Regions from separate parts of the Homo sapiens genome. Here region 1 is linked to region 2. Evidence: chromatin contacts called from ENCODE Hi-C data. All regions are on one chromosome and are shown on one strand. Each heading gives the region's core, a stretch centred on a gene start or an enhancer-like site at or near the end of the contact. The rest is flanking DNA. Distances are from core to core; before and after follow the strand shown. Region 1 holds the start of LYSMD2 (LysM domain containing 2). Region 2 overlaps USP8 (ubiquitin specific peptidase 8).

Region 1 (2,847 bases), core at 190-2,689, 1.3 Mb after region 2:
CTACTGGTATTTCCCAACTTCGCTTTCCTCTGCCTCTGACTCAAACCAGGCCCCATTAAGGCACATAGAGAATTGTAGCTCTATGTTCACATGTATAGAACTCCCAAGAGGGCAGAATGGGGCTCTCCATGGCATGATAGAGTCAATACATGACTGCACAGCAAGGTCCCTTTCAAAATATTTCAAAGATAGAAGGACCTGATAGGTAAACATATACCGGCTTAAATATGCAAAATACATTCTCCTTCATACTGATGCTCCTTCATTCGGTAAAGGGCCAGAAAGAGTTTCACTTTAAGGGAAAGATATAGATAAGATCCTCTTTCTTCCCATTGCTGTCTAAGGTGCTTCAGGAAAGAACACTGAAAACTGATACAGATCCCAAATGTAAAAAGGCCATCACATAGCTCACAGTTAATTATAAGTAATTTTAATGAAACAATTTGTTCCCTCAGGTTTCCATGTTCTTCCCAGAGGTGTAATGCTATACACCCAAGACACACACACTTATAAATTTGTAATAAACGCAGCCCTCCAGCTCACCACAGTTCTTGGCTGCTGCTTAGCGACAGGTGTCACATTCGCGGTTGCCAGTGAGCCCAGAGGGTGTAATTTCACTTCTACATAAAGAAGCATAATCGATAGAACCAGAACCACCCAGTAGGAACAACTGCACCATTCCTGACTCATCACGGAGCTTGTTTTCACAGACAACAAAATTCACCTCAGTTGGGCTTTGCGTAAATATAGAGTAGTGTGATGGGGCCTGCAAATTGGGTGAAGGTGGTTCACGGGGATGCCAAAGCCCTAGTCCTCTTCGGCCTCCCTCACGCGACAGATCTAGTCTGAGCCTGGGCGGGGCACCGGGAACTCGATGCAGCTACCTAGGGAGGGAGCCCTGGCGGTCCGCCCCTCCCGCTGCAGGACCAGCTTTGGCGACCACTGCGGTGGCCAGCAGCGCGCGCTGAGCGAGCCCTGGGAGCCGAGCCGCCCGGGGACGCACGGCCGTCCCTGCGACTCCCCATCCCCCAAACCCCCACCCGCAGTCCCACCCCCACCCCCACCGCACCCCGAGCCGCACCGCCTCCTGCGCGGTAGCTGCCAGCCCGGGCCGCGGCGGCGCGCCCTGCTCACCGTGACACCGTACTTGAGCGCGATGCCCTGCAGCGTGTCGCCCGCGCGGACCCGGTGCTCCACATGGCGCTCGATGACGCCGGCGCCCAGCGGCGCCCGCACGCTGGCGGTGCTGCCGTACGAGCGGGTCTTGGTGCGGGCCAGGCTCAGCGACAGCTCGGCCTCCTCGGACTCGGAGCCGGAGCGCGAGCGCGGCGGCGGCGAGGGGGCCGAGGGCCGCGGCGCGCGGGGGCCGCCTTCCCGCAGGGACAGTGCGGGCGAGGAATCCGCCATGGGTCCTGCCGAGGCCGCCGGGTCGGGGAGCTTGCCAAGGGGGCGGCGCCTCCTCCTCCTCCGCCGCCGCCGCCGCCTCTTCCTCTTCACAGGGGCTGCAGCAGGCCGTTCCGCGGGGGCGGCGGACGGGAAGCCGAGGCGGGGAGCCGCAGGCCGGGCATGGCGGGCGCCTCCTCCTCTGCGTCCTGCCTGCCCCGGGCGCCCGCGGCACACGCACCTGCAAGGTTAAGAGCGAAAGCAGCTCCCGCCGCGGCCTGCCGGTACCGGGAAGACCCTGCAGAGCGAGGGAGCCGGGGAGCGCTGAAGCCCGCGGCCGTTGGGGCTAAGAGAGGGCTATCTGCAGGCGTCCTAGGCCCCAGGTGGACCCCTGCTCCATTGGCGATAGAGCCCTGGCAGAACCCTGCCCTGGCCACGGCGAAAAAAAAAAAAAGCGTTGCTCTGCCTCCTTTATTGATTCCCCAGCAGGAGCCAGCTTGCACAGACCTTCCAGCTCTGCCAATGCCAAGGGTACTTCCCTCCCCCCACCCCAGTGACCTCAAAGTCCACGTCACAGTAAAACTTAAGATCATCAAACACACACAGACAGCTTCTCCAGGTCCATCTCAACAGCCTCAGAGTCCAGTCCTTTCAACATTGCACTAGGAGGGATAGTGCTTCTAAGGCCTAATGGGTGGCCTCAAAATAACCCCCCTAGTTGTTCGGGTTTCACACTTTGTACACTAGTGCCAATTTAAGTCCTGGCTGCCTCGAAAGGCTGGCCACATACAATTCATTCTCCAGGCTCAGTAGTTGGAATTTACTGTCTGCATTCATCTTCTCTTCGTCAGTTTATTCTTTGACACCCTGAAATCGCATCTCCCTGCCCCGTATTGCTATTAATATTATAACCACCAAAGACCTCTTATCTGTACTCTTCATTTGAACACCGTCTACTCTTGAACACCCTTTCAACACACTGTATTATACACAGAGTGGGTACACATTTACTAGCATCTAGTGCCTGGTTTCTGTGTTATTTTGGACAGCTTTCCAAGAAGAGGTACCTTGTAGGAAGGTCCGGAGCCTGGGGGTTTGATTCGTTGGCTGAAGTTTTGGTATGTTGCTGTGCTGGACAGAGGCAAAGCTAATATTGCTCAGGAGAGAAAGGATGGGAGAGGAGCAAGCTTCCACAACACCATCCCACTCAAAACTCCTACAATGGCTCTCTGGGGACAACAGCATTACTAAAAACCTACATTGGCATTCAAGCTATTATTTCTATTTTTATTATTCATGGTCTGACCATACCCCATCTATAACTCATTCTGTATACTCTACATATTCCTGCCAAACAGAGCCTCTGAAACTGGCCTCCTTGTTCCTACTTTCATACCTTGCATGTTATTCCCTCCAATGGTAACACTCTTCCAGTACCCTCTATTACATTGTTTAAATCTTTAA
Region 2 (3,101 bases), core at 366-2,865:
CCTGAGTAGGTGGGATTACAGGCTCTTGCCACCATGCCTAGCTAATTTTTTTGTATCTTTAGTAGAGACGGAGTTTCACCATGTTGGCCCAGCTGGTATCGAACTCCTGACCTTGTGATCCGCCCCTCTCGTTCTCCCAAAGTGCTGGGATTACAGGCGTGATCCTGTGAGCCACTGTGCCTGGCCACTTATTTTTATTTTTAGAGGAGTGTGACTTTTGGTTGTTAAGGAATGACTTTAATATTTTACTTAATGGTGATAAATCATTGCTGGTATTTCTTCTCATTAGCAAAGTTATTCTAATAATAGTTACTAGGTTTTTTTTGTTTTTTGTTTTTTTAAAGACGGAGTCTCACTCTGTCGCCCAGACTGGAGTGCGGTAGCTCAATCTCGGCTCACTGCAACCTCTGCCTCCCAGGTTCAAGCGGTTCTCCTGCCTCAGCCTCCCGAGTAGCTGGGACTACAGGTGTGCACCACCACGTCCAGCTAATTTTTGTGTTTTTAGTAGAGATGGGCTTTCACCATATTGGCCAGGCTGGTCTTGAACTCCTGACCTCATGATCCGCCTGCCTCTGCCTTCCAAAGTGCTGGGATTCCAGGCTTGAGCCATCATGCCTGGCCAATTACTAGGTTTTAAATCTGTCTTTGAAGAGGGGGCCCCTTGCATTTGGAGGTTCATTCATCTGTCCACAATGGATGAATTAGTCCTGCCCTGGGAAAAATACTGTTTAATATTTTTGGCCATACTTATCTGCAGGTAAGAGACAGAGGCCTTCCTAAATTCAAACAAGTTTTTGCACGCTCTGTGAAATATGTTAAAGTGGAATTGCTTAAAACGCAGTGTAAGTGGTGCTCACTAAAGTAAATATTTTTGAAAGTCTTAAAATTTGGATAACTTTGGTAGTTTTGTTGTTTGCTGTTTTGTTTGTGTGGTAGGTTTTTTTTTTTTTTTTTTTTTTTAAGGTGACAGTCTTGTTCTGTCACCCAGGCTGGAGCGCGATGGCATGATTTTGGCTCACTGCAACCTCCACCTCCCAAGTTCAAGTGATTCTCCTGCTTCAGCCTCCCGAGTAGCTGGGATTACAGGCACCCGCCACCACGCCTGGCCTAATTTTTGTATTTTTAGTAGAGACAGGGTTTCACCGTGTTGGTCAGGCTGATCTCGAACTCCTGACCCTCGGTGATCCACCTACCTTGGCCTCCCAAAGTGCTGGGATTACAGGCATGAGCCACCATGCCCAACCAGTTTTTTTTTTTTAATGGTCTTGTTTACTTTTTGCTTTATTTTGGAAGTTAATAGTTATTTTTTTTCTATGACAAAATTGGGAATATTTTTGTAGCCGCCTTTTTTTTTCTCTTCTTGAGAAGGTAGTGAGTACATTTAAACAGATGAGATTTTTCCATTTCCAGAGTCTCTATTGCATTTCCAAAGGGAGTATGTAGGCAGAGAAGTCCAGGCTGAGACGCTCCCTGCAAAGGCTCAGGTAACTTAGGCCATTATTTCATATGATTCAGTAGTTCATTTCCTGTTTTTCAGTAAAAGGATCATTTTCATTTGCTCTGTCCAGAGGATCTCATCTGCTTCTGTCTTAGAACTGTTTTTTGTTTGTTCTGAGACAGAATCTCACTTCCGTCACCCAGGTTGGAGTGCGGTGGGCACAGTCATGGTTCACTGCAGCCTCGACTTCCTGGGCTCAGCTGATTCTCTCACCTCAGCCTCCAGAGTAGCTGGGAGTACAGACACGCACCACCACACCTGGCTAATTTTTTAATTTTTAGTGGAAACGAGGTCTTACCCTGTTGCCCAGGTTAGTCTTGAACTCCTGGGCTCAGGTGGTCTGCCTGCCTCGGCCTCCCAAAGTGCTGGGATTACAGGTGTGAGCCACCTTGCCCAGTTGCAGAACTGTTTTCTGTTTTTTGTTATATTTTTCTGTAGCCCAGCCTCTCTAGTGTACTTCAGCTATGTGAGGTGCTAAATTTACTAACAAGATATTTTCTATTTTTTACCCTTTAGATGAGGTAGGGACTGAATGTATGTCATTGAACTTCCTTAGAAACTTGTATTTTCACTCTTATTTTATACTAGAAAATGTTAGAGATTTAGGCTGGGCGCAATGGCTCACCCCTGTAATCCCAGCACTTTGGGAGGCTGAGGCAGGTGGATCACTTGCGGTCAGGAGTTTGAGACCAGCCTGGCCAACATGGTGAAACCCCATCTCTACTAAAAATACAAAAATTAGCAGGGTGTGGTGGTATGCATCTGTAGTTCCAGCTACTCGGGAGGCTGAGGCAGGGGAATCGCTTGAACCTGGGAGGCGGAGGTTGCAGTGAGCCGAGATCGCACCACTGCACTCCAGCCTGGGCGACAGAGCAAGAGTCTGTCTCAAAAAAAAAAAAAAAAAAAAAAAAGCCTGGGCACAGTGGCTCACGCCTGTAGTCCCAGCACTTTGGGAGGCAGAGGCAGGTGGATCACAAGGTCAGGAGTTCAAGACCAGCCTGGCCAACATGGTGAAACCCCATCTCTACTAAAAATACGTAAAAAAAAAATTAGCTAGGTGTGGTGGCAGGCGCCTGTAATCCCAGCTACTTGGAAGGCCGAGGCAGGCGAATTGCTTGAACCTGAGAGGTGGAGGTTGCAGTGAGCTGAGATTGCACCACTGCACTCCAGCCTGGGCAACAGAGCAAGACTCCGTCTCAAAAAAAAAAAAAAAAATTGAGATTTAGATAAAACATTAATTTAGCAAGCTCTCTCAATAGTAGAGAAGGACACTACATTTTATTACTTATCAAAAAGTCATCTTATGAATAATTCTTTCAGGGTTATCTGAAAAAGTGGGGAAAGAAAATGTATTGAAAATATTAGTGTAGCGAATTCTAGATAAAATTAGAATTGTATTTTAAAATTTTTATGGTATTCTTGATAATTCTTCATTGGTAAACCTATTTTTGTTTAGGAAATCATGAAAGTTGTTTGAATTCATATATTCAGGAATCAGGAAAGTTCTGGTAAACCTCAGAAGCAAACATTTTTAGTTATGTAATAATTGGATGTTATCTTTTTCTTCTGTCAATTATCATACTATTGAAATTTTGGAAGTATT

Evidence for each region. Hi-C counts contacts between places; a loop is a spot of excess contacts on that map. Pooled maps may share reads with other maps.
Region 1: a loop to region 2 is called in a pooled map, with 4 times the contacts of the local background. The contact joins the promoter of LYSMD2 here to the enhancer-like site in region 2. A Hi-C loop is called at or near these places in 3 of 37 single-sample maps with no recorded cell type and 3 of 50 pooled maps.

Annotation. Positions count from the first base shown.
Region 1 is chr15:51,736,216-51,739,062 of GRCh38, forward strand. It overlaps LYSMD2 (LysM domain containing 2), which reads right to left and starts at 1,440. Exons shown (of 3, transcript NM_153374.3): 1 at 1,135-1,440. The coding sequence starts at 1,407. RefSeq lists silencers at 889-1,098, 1,169-1,308, 1,319-1,758.
Region 2 is chr15:50,443,161-50,446,261 of GRCh38, forward strand. The region is part of intron 3 of USP8 (ubiquitin specific peptidase 8); the gene reads left to right. Among named protein-coding and RNA genes, the nearest start is that of USP8, 20 kb to the left of the region's middle. RefSeq lists enhancers at 1,677-1,766, 1,887-1,996. Within about 2 kb of position 1,616, at least 4 of the 41 ENCODE cell types and tissues checked have a DNase peak (open chromatin) inside an H3K27ac peak, as active enhancers do.